3 separate regions of the Homo sapiens genome follow, and regions 1 and 3 are each linked to region 2. Evidence: chromatin contacts called from ENCODE Hi-C or POLR2A ChIA-PET data. All regions are on one chromosome and are shown on one strand. Each heading gives the region's core, a stretch centred on a gene start or an enhancer-like site at or near the end of the contact. The rest is flanking DNA. Distances are from core to core; before and after follow the strand shown. Region 1 holds the start of FAM13B (family with sequence similarity 13 member B). Region 2 holds the start of SIL1 (SIL1 nucleotide exchange factor). Region 3 holds the start of BRD8 (bromodomain containing 8).

What was found. Hi-C counts contacts between places; a loop is a spot of excess contacts on that map. ChIA-PET counts read pairs that join two places held with the same protein, here RNA polymerase II (POLR2A). Pooled maps may share reads with other maps.
Region 1: a loop to region 2 is called in a map of CD4-positive, alpha-beta T cell, with 4 times the contacts of the local background. The contact joins the promoter of FAM13B here to the promoter of SIL1 in region 2. A Hi-C loop is called at or near these places in 2 of 168 maps with a recorded cell type or tissue (CD4-positive, alpha-beta T cell and naive thymus-derived CD4-positive, alpha-beta T cell) and 7 of 50 pooled maps. POLR2A ChIA-PET finds 5 or more read pairs at or near these places in 2 of 52 experiments (CD8-positive, alpha-beta memory T cell and Caco-2).
Region 3: a loop to region 2 is called in a pooled map, with 11 times the contacts of the local background. The contact joins the promoter of BRD8 here to the promoter of SIL1 in region 2. A Hi-C loop is called at or near these places in 7 of 50 pooled maps. POLR2A ChIA-PET finds 5 or more read pairs at or near these places in 2 of 52 experiments (HEK293 and activated T-cell).

Annotation. Positions count from the first base shown.
Region 1 is chr5:138,031,409-138,034,357 of GRCh38, reverse strand. FAM13B (family with sequence similarity 13 member B) reads left to right here and starts at 1,279. Exons shown (of 24, transcript NM_001385994.1): 1 at 1,279-1,576. FAM13B-AS1 (FAM13B antisense RNA 1) reads right to left here and starts at 1,584. Exons shown (of 2, transcript NR_037900.2): 1 at 1,406-1,584. LOC124901077 (a long non-coding RNA gene) reads right to left here and starts at 1,219. Exons shown (of 2, transcript XR_007058952.1): 1 at 1,107-1,219; 2 at 1-863. RefSeq lists silencers at 1,571-1,620, 1,631-1,700 and enhancers at 1,207-2,090, 2,191-2,250.
Region 2 is chr5:139,196,840-139,199,715 of GRCh38, reverse strand. It overlaps SIL1 (SIL1 nucleotide exchange factor), which reads left to right and starts at 1,348. Exons shown (of 10, transcript NM_022464.5): 1 at 1,348-1,447. RefSeq lists a silencer at 1,143-1,672.
Region 3 is chr5:138,176,740-138,179,879 of GRCh38, reverse strand. It overlaps BRD8 (bromodomain containing 8), which reads left to right and starts at 1,250. Exons shown (of 27, transcript NM_139199.2): 1 at 1,250-1,284; 2 at 2,213-2,309. The coding sequence starts at 1,266. KIF20A (kinesin family member 20A) reads right to left here and starts at 768. Exons shown (of 19, transcript NM_005733.3): 1 at 678-768; 2 at 35-220. The coding sequence starts at 199. RefSeq lists enhancers at 939-1,108, 1,249-1,298, 1,006-1,300.

The DNA.
Region 1 (2,949 bases), core at 30-2,529, 1.2 Mb after region 2:
AACTCCACGAAGGCAGGGATTTACTGACGTATCTTAAGAGACTAGAACATAGTAAGCATTCACTAAGTATCTGTTGAATGAGTGAGTGAATCTGAATTAAGATTTAACTGCCCTGAGAGTAAGTGTTGGTTCTGGTCATTAGAATCAGTTGCCTCGTTCCTGGACAGAGTTCCTGGGAGCCTCATAGAACATTCTTATTCAGATTCTTCTGGTTTTAGACTCTTTGTGGACCCCACCCTTCGGTTATGACAGCATTAACTGGGTATGTGACACTTAGGTTACACATGGTTTACTCTCTCTGATGAAATGTGGGAGACACTGTGGCCTCTGTAGCCCATTTACAGATCATTTCATAGGGTAACTTTATTTTTTTCAAATCTTGTCCCAAGTTCTATGAGGGTTCTTGTTTTACATTTTCCAAGTTACTAACTTCCAGCTCAGGTAGGTAAGGGACAACTGAATTGTGGTGGCTGCTATTTTTTGTGCAGGTGTTGATCTACCGGCTGTCAAGGAGTCCAAATGGAAGATCTCAAAGCCCTTAACAGACTATAACAAAGAAGAGATTGGCTGAATATTCATACCCTTGTGAGTTCAAGGGAGTTGTAGGGATGGTCTGGGTAGCCATGCAAGTTCAGAGAGCTCATTCTTTCTGCCTCCTTTCAGCTCTGCCTCCGCAGCTGGCTGATTTTAGTATACGAAGCTCCCTGTAAGCCCGCAGCCTATCGACTTCCACAGTCCCAGACTAAGGCACCGAAGCCTTACTGTTCTCTCTGGAGTCTAGGTCAGGTCCTGAGGTGAAGGGGTAGGGTGGGGGCGGGCAGGACGCAGGTGCAGCCCCGTGGTCCCGGATCTAACTCACATCTCTGGGAATGGGAACCGAAGTCACCGCTTAGGTCTCCCCCAGCGGTTTTCGGTTCAGGTCTCTGTGCTCCTCACCTGGATATGGGCGCCCTGGGGGCCTGGCTTCCTCCGCAGAGACCAGAAGCGATCTCTGTGTTCCGGATTTTCCCTTTATCTTTCCTCTCCCCAGTGTCCTCTCTGTTTCCCAACCTCCCCATACCGAGGACCCCACAACCCGCCCCGGGATGGCGCCTGGCTGCTCGCACCCTAATTCAGGACCCCAATTGGTGGGAGAGGAACCGCGGTCCTCAAGCTTGCAGGACACAGGGCCGCTGCCCGGAATGCTGTGGGGGTGGGGACCCTCGCCGCCCCGCCCCCACCAGCGGCCTGCCCCGCCCCCTCCCACGCACGTCACGTCCGGCCCGGCCTCCGCCCGCCAGCCGCTCTCCTCCCGCTCGCCGTTAGGGAGGCTCTGCACCTCAGCCGCCGCCTCTGTCGCCACTCTCTCCCCCTGTTCCGCGTCTGCGTCGCCACCACCGCCGGGGGTATCCGGGGGGTCGCTTACCGGGCTGGCCCCGCGCCACAGCCGTAGCTTTAACCTCCCGTCAGCGGCCGCCCCAGGAAGAGGCTTCTCGGCCGCGGAGCCACTTGGGGCCTCAGTTCTCGCCCTCTTGCCGTCGCCGCGGGTCCTGGAGAAGCGGCCGCGGCCAGGGAACGGGGCATCGCGGTTCCAACGGTAGGTAAACGGGCGGGTACCCGGATCTGCGCATGCGCGGGTTGCAGGTCGCCGCGGCCCTTCCCCTCCTGTTGCCCCCCAGCGCCGCCTGCCACCCGCGCCTGCTCTCGGGCGTTGCGTTTCGGGATGTGGAGGACTCTAGCAGGTGGGGCGTTCCGTGGAGAGGGCCCCCTTTCCGCTGGAGAAAGAGGAAGATGAAGCCGTGTCCCTGGCTGCCGGGGGGTGTGGCAGCCTTGGATTTGCAGCGGCTGCAGTGCAGTTGAGCGGGCGTGCCCCTCACCTCCAGCCCCTCCAGAGTAGATGGCGCGACACCCCACGTTTCTTTGCTGACCTCTCCTGCCCGCTGGCGCTGCGCCTCTTCCCCGCCCACTTCCTTCATGCTGGGCAGTGAAGTTGATGTAGAAGAAAAAGGAGTGTGTTTTATTCTGGGCTCAACTGCGCCCCTTTTTAAGGTCACGTGAGATGAGTGGTTGCGGACTTCCTTAAATCGCTCAGAGAATATAGCCAAAATTGGGCTGTTGGTGCACTGGGGCCTTGTCTAGAATGCGCTCTGCATAGGCCAGGCTGGAGGGGGACACTTTGTATAGCATTAGGGTTCGCGTGGCACGCCTGGTTTCCTAGATGAGGTTGTAGGAATCGGTTGGCACATTTGCGCAGTGGGAAACTGTTAAGCCCTTTTTGTTTGTAATCAGTTAAAATCAAACTGACTTTTAGAAAGACGGTGGATTATTTCATTTGGTTCCCCGTTTCGCCTTCTAATCAGTGAAAAAAGTTGGGCATTTACTTTGAAGGATCTGATAATCTAAAATGGTAGCCAGAATCATTACCAGTAGTAATGCAGACTATTAACATTAACTGGGGTGCACCTGTTTAGAGAGACAGACATTAAAGGGTGGTTTTGAATTATTTGTCTTTTTAGAGCTGGGTTAGTGTGAGGCTATTTTCAACCTTCCTTTTTTGGTAACCTTGAAATGCTTGTTGGCCTGGTTTTCTCACAGGTACTGTGCATTTACTAAGTGCTTGTTGATGGAATTGAATGGACTGATAATTATTTGTATATCCATTGGGAGCGCCTTCTTACTTTTTTTTTTTTTTCCTTGAGACAGTTTCGCTCTGTCGTACAGGCTGGAGTGCAGTGGAGCGATCTCGGTTCACTGCAACCTCCTCCTCCCGGATTCAAGCGATTCTCCTGCCTCAGCCTCCTGAGTAGCTGGGACTACAGGCGCCCGCCACCACGCCTGACTAATTTTTGTATTTTTGGTAGAGATCAGATTTCACTAAGTTGGCCAGGCTGGTCTTGAACTGACCTCAAGTGATCCGCCTGCCTCAGCCTCCCAGAGTTCTGGGATTACAGGCGTGAGTCACCGTGCCTT
Region 2 (2,876 bases), core at 99-2,598:
AGGAATCACTATGTGGGGGATCTGAGGGCAGGAGGGGGCAGTCATTTTTATTCATCAGGTTAAGCATGTCTAGGCAAGGGGAAGGTCTAAAAGTGGAATAGTGGAAAGAGAACAGGACATTGGAGACACTTAAATCTAGCTTTAACTCCCAGTTCTACCACTTCCTGACTGTATGACTTTGTATAACTCCTTTAGCCTCTTTGAGCGTCAGCTTCTCCATTTATAAAAAGGGGATGACCATTCTGCTCAGAGGACGTTATAAGTAAATAAAATATATATGCAGCACCTGGTACAGAAAGCATGATATTCACTGGTACAGCAGAATTACAACTGCGTTGACACCAGCCTGGGCAACATAGCGAGACCCTGTCTGTAAAAAAAAAAAAAAAAAAAAAATTAGCCTGGCAACGGTGGCACGCGCCTGTGGTCCCAGCTACTGGATGGAGGCTGAGGGGGAGGATCCCTTGAGCCTGGGAGGTCAAGGCTGTGATAAGCCAAGATCCTGCCACTGCACTCCAGCCTGGGGGACACAGATTCTGTCTTAAAAAAAAATCAGAATCGCAAGTGACCTTTATTTTATTTTATTAGATTTTGAGACAGAGTTTCACTCTGTCACCCAGGCTGGAGTGTAGTGGCACGATTTTAGCTCACTGCAACCTCTGCCTGGTGGGTTCAAGCGATTCTCCTGCCTCAGCCTCCCAAGTAGCTGGGATTACAGGCGCTCGCCACCACGCCTGGCTAATTTTTGTATATTTAGTAGAGACGGGGGTTTCACCATGTTGGTCAGGCTGGTCTTGAACTCCTGGCCTCAAGTGATCTGCCTGCCTGGGCCTCCCAAAGTGCTGGGATTACAGGTGTGAGCCACCGCGCCCGGCCACCTGATGCTATTTTTAAAATAACTGGTCCTTGTAAAAAATCTACACAAGTATATAAAGTGAGTGGCTTAAAGGTGTCCTATTTTGCATGAATTTGCGAGAAATTTTATTGCTGGAGACTCTCGGCTTCTGTCCCAAACTGAGTCACAAGAACTTGATTTATTTTTACTCCGCACCCCTCTGATTGCTTTCTGAGGGTCCTTCCGCTAGAAAGAAATTACATTGTTGGAAAATCAGACAGGAAACTTCGCAGTTCCAGCCTGGAAGCAAAAGCAGGCGTGAAGCTATCTCTTCAGCCCTCCCTCCCCCCAAGGGGAGGGGCACGGGGGCAGCTCGTGCAAGAGTCTGCAGAGGGCGGGGCTAGGGGCGGGGCTCCCACCTCGGTGCGGGGCGGGGGGCGCCGCGCGCTGGTCTGGCGGCCCGCGATTGGGCGAGGCCGCGAGCGGCGTGACAGCTGCCAGCTCACCGGCTCAGACGGTCGCCGCCGCGTTTGCGCAGGGGGAGCTGGTCGCCGCCGCGGCCGCCTGGAATTGTGGGAGTTGTGTCTGCCACTCGGCTGCCGGAGGCCGAAGGTAGGGGCGGTGAGGGCCGCCCGGCCCTGGAGCTGGGCGGGGGGCTCAGGGCGCTTCCTGGGCCTCCTCCTGCCGGCGGCCTCGGCGCCTTCCCAGCAGTGTTCTGGGGACCCACACATCCTCACTAGTGTCTCCAAAGCGGGACGTCCAAGTGGGCCCGGGGCTCCCTGCCGAAGGCCTACCTTTCTTATCTTTCCCACTCAGAATGTCTCCATTCACCTCTTTATTGGCAGGAGATGGGGCCGTGGAAATTTGAGATTGGCTTTGGCTCCGCACCTGTTTTTAGTGCCCTTGCCTGTTTCATTCTCCCAGCCTAAGTTTCCGTATCTGTCCGAAGAAGGGGTGGTTTGGTGTTGATCTCCGAGACCCGTGTGTCTCTTCCCATGTGGAATTATTGTCACTCTCTTATTGCTTGTTTTTCTTTGTCCTGGAAAATTTGCCTTTAGAGGTTACAGACTGGTTAGTGTTATCTCTCGGATCGTCTAGGGGCTTTGTGCATAAGCCTTGGGCTCCATTCCCTGGGATTTCCGATAAGATGGTGCGTGGGCAGCTGTACCCCAGGGGGTTCTCATTCAGGTGGTCCCGGAATCCTGGCTTTGAAAATCCCTGCTTCAGAAGTCAGGAGAGAATGACTTGACATATGAGCCCCTGGAATGGGGCTCTGAGTGGGAAAAGCCAGGAATCAGGAAATGCTAACACGTGTGAGGCTGGGGCTTTCTTTGCACCGGAGGAATTAGAATGCCATTTGATGTCTTTTAAAAATATTTGACTACCTATATATGTAAGATCAGTTTTCTAATATTCTTAAATGCCTGGCTTCGTTTAAAGTTCAGTTGGCTTTCCCACCTCAATAAACCTAAATAAAAACATGATCTGAGAGATGGGGCGGGGGTTAAGTTAACCCAAACTAAGTAGACAGGAGGAGAATGAAACTTACATATTTGCTAAGAGAAGAAAGTGATGTGTTTATAAACAGTTTTTTTTTTTTTTTTTTTTTTTTGAGGCGGAGTTTCGCTCTTGTTTCTCAGGCTGGAGTGCAATGGTGCCATCTCGACTCACAGCAACCTCCGCCTCCCAGGTTCAAGCGATTCTCCTGCCTCACCTTCCCGATTAGCAGGGATTACAGGCATGCGCCATCGTGCCCGGCTAATTTTCTATTTTTAATAGAGACAGGGTTTCTCCATGTTGATCAGGCTGGTCTCGAACTCCTGACCTCAGGTGATCTGTCTACCTCGGCCTCCCAAAGTGCTGGGATTACAGGCATGAGCCACCTCGCCTGGCATATAAACAGGTTTTTTTTTGACATTGTGAAAGATATTTTGTTGTGTGTGTGTGTCTTTTCTGCTCTCACCCCACCCAAGTTTTTTTCTTTTCTGATAAAAGTATAGCCAGATTTGGGGATTGGGTAGGATTTTGATGGGAGCCAGAG
Region 3 (3,140 bases), core at 1-2,500, 1.0 Mb after region 2:
ACTTTCCGCCCCAGCCACTCCCCAGTTCCTTTACCTGCTGCTTGTCCTCTAGGGAGGTAGAGACGACAGAGCAGTCTGATAGCAGGTTCTTGCGTACCACAGACCCCAAATCTGCAGCTGTGGACTCAAACATGGGAGAAACTACGACATCGTCATCGGACAGCAAGCCCGCTGGCGGAGAAAGGATCCCTTGCGACATGACGGCAGGGGCAGCCTAGGTCTAAAAAGAGACCAAAAAGTGGGCAGGGAGAAGAACCTTTAGGGACAGAAGGGGCCGCGAATTTTAGGTAATAAGTCCCTTGCCCCAGGACACCGTGTCCCGCTTCCTACTTCTTTTCCCCTCCAATTATCGGCAAAGGGGAAGGGAATGAGAGAAGTTCACTTAATGAACAATTGAGAGAAGTTTGAGGCGGCATTTCTGAACGCGAACAGAAGTCCACAGACATCTGGCTCCAAAAGCAGAAGGCTACGCCTAAAGTAGGGCACCTCGCCCGCCGGTGCTGTGGAGGTGGTGTCAGGATCCCTCGGCTCCTTCTCTAACCTCACCCCAAGGACCACCGTGAGAACAGAGATGCAGCATTAAGAGAAAAACAGATGGCTGCAGCTCCGATTTCTTAAAGCCTATTCCGCGCGGGCAAGAGCTGGTAACCCGGGCTCCAGCACAGCCGCACACTCACCCGAAGACGTGCCACTTGCTCCTCCTGGGATACTGGCTTACTCACACCTAGTCGCCGAAGCTGGACTTTCGCAGCCGCAGAGCACAACTCCGCCCACGAGGTGCAGCTTTGTTACAGATACAATATTTTAAATTACGCGCTGCGTTCGTTCGGCCAATCAGATAGGGAAGCCTGCAGCTACCAATCCGCGTAAGGAAAGGGGGCGGGCCTGACTGGAATTCCAGTCGTTCGCTTCTGCTTGACCTCTGAGTTCTAATGTGGGTCCGGGTTACCAACTGTCGTGGATTCGCACTTATTTTGCCTGGGATTCTTCCAACTTAACCTTTTTCCTTGAACCTTAGACATTTCTTACCTAAGAGCCTAAAGGAAATCTTGAGGCTTCAGCAGCCAACTCCTGTCCTTCCTTAGCAACAATCTTAACAGGAGTGCACAGGGTAACTGGTTTAGGGTGCTTGCTTTGTCTTAAGGGGAAAAACGACATTTCCCAGGAGGCACCGCGAACCAACGCCGGTACACTATTTCCCAGAATTCCAGGGTTTCGGCCCTTCCAGACCGTCTCTCCTCAGGGTTGGAGACTTCGGGGCCAAGATGGCGACGGGAACGGGCAGTGAGTATCTGAGCAGGTTTTGCGTGAAAGGCCTTTGTAGATCCGAGGCTAGGCACCATATTTTTGTTACACGCTTAGGGAGTGGGAGAAGTGGGTTGCTTGAGAGCCCAGGGTTTTCAGAGACCTGCGCTCTACAGCATCGTGAAGACCAACGTTTGGGGGCCCAGAAATCTGGGGTCTTGTTTCTCAGGGAGAGAGCGGAGGTGTGAGAGAAGCAGCTTAGTGAATCCTAGTGTGTTAGGAACTCTGCGGGTTAACCGTAAAAGCACTCTAGAAACTTGGGCGTGCAGACGAAAAGATGTTATGAGCCAGACGGAGTAACCGGCACCTCAAAGAGCCATTCATTTTTTTGTCTGACGTTTGTGAGGCAGTGGAAGTGGGGTCTTTTAACCATGAGCTTTTCTTGCCACTCAGGAAATTGCATCTCGGGGATTTCAGCCATTTTTCTTTTTTTGGACTGAAAAGCTCTTTTACCCCCGACATTTGGAGTAGAGGATCTGAGAGAAGTAAACAAGTTTATGCTAAGAGGGAGGCGGGGTAGTAGGAGGGGCTGGCCGCTCGGGTTCCTGGGAAATAAGCCCTGAATAAGTTCAAACTGGAATAAAGTCCAGTATTCTTAAAACTGGGCTTTTAGGGAGAACTGCCTAATCTGACATTCCCTGTTTCTTAATAAAGCGGAGCTTCAAGCCATGGCGTTTTAAGAAATAAAATGTTAATAATTCACATGCAACGAATAGGTACCCCGGTCACTGGTGATATTTCACTTGGAGAGGTGAAAATCAAGATTTGGTTATAGTAGCTCACTTTGTCCTAACAAGTTGGGATGTTTTGTATTAGGCTTTTAGTCCTCTTTTTGGGGATTTTGGAGCTTAGCACTACAGTCTCAGTGGTTGTTTCCAAGGCTTTTTTTTTTTTCTCCCTTTCCCAGAACACAAGCTGCTAAGCACTGGCCCCACAGAGCCATGGTCCATCCGAGAGAAGCTATGTTTAGCATCTTCTGTCATGAGAAGTGGCGATCAAAATTGGTAAGGTATCTAGGATGTCAGCTTTTCTGGGTCTTAGAAATTGTTAGATACTCTTTCACATCGGTAGATTTCTATAGTTAATCATATTAAGCTGTAAGTAGACTTTCTTTTCTTTTTCTTCTTTTTTTGAGACTGAGTCTCCTTCTGTTGCCCAGGCTGGAGTGCAGTGGTGCGGACACGCCCAGCTAATTTTTGTATTTTTTAGTAGAGACAGAGTTTCGCCATGTTGGCCAGGCTGGTCTCGAACTCCTGACCTCAGGTGATCCCCCCACCTCGGCCTGCCAGAGTGCTGGGATTACAGGTGTGAGCCACTGCGCCTGGCCATGCCTGGCTAATTTTGTATTTTTAGTAGAGACGGGGTTTCACCATGTTGGCCACGATGGTCTCAATCTCCTGACCTCATGATCTGTCCGCCTCGGCCTCCCAAAGTGCTGGGATTACAGGCGTGAGCCACTGCCAGGCCTATTTTTTTTTTTTTTTTTTTGAGACAAGATTGCACTCTGTGGCCCAGGCTGGAGGGCAGTGGTGTGATCTTGGCTCACTGCAACCTCCATATCTCAGGCTCAAATGATCCTCCACCTCAGCCTCTTGAGTAGCTGGGACTACAGGTGCACACCACCATGCCCAGCTAATTTTTTTTATTTTTTTGTAGAGATGGGGGTTTCATCATGTTTCCTAGGCTGGTCTCGAACTCCTGCGTTCGAGCGATCCGCCCAACCTACTGGGATTACAGGTGTGAGCCACCAGGCCAGCTGTATTTCTTTTTTTAAACAGCTTTATTGAGATATAATTCACATACTATAAAATTAACCTACTTAAAATGTACAATAT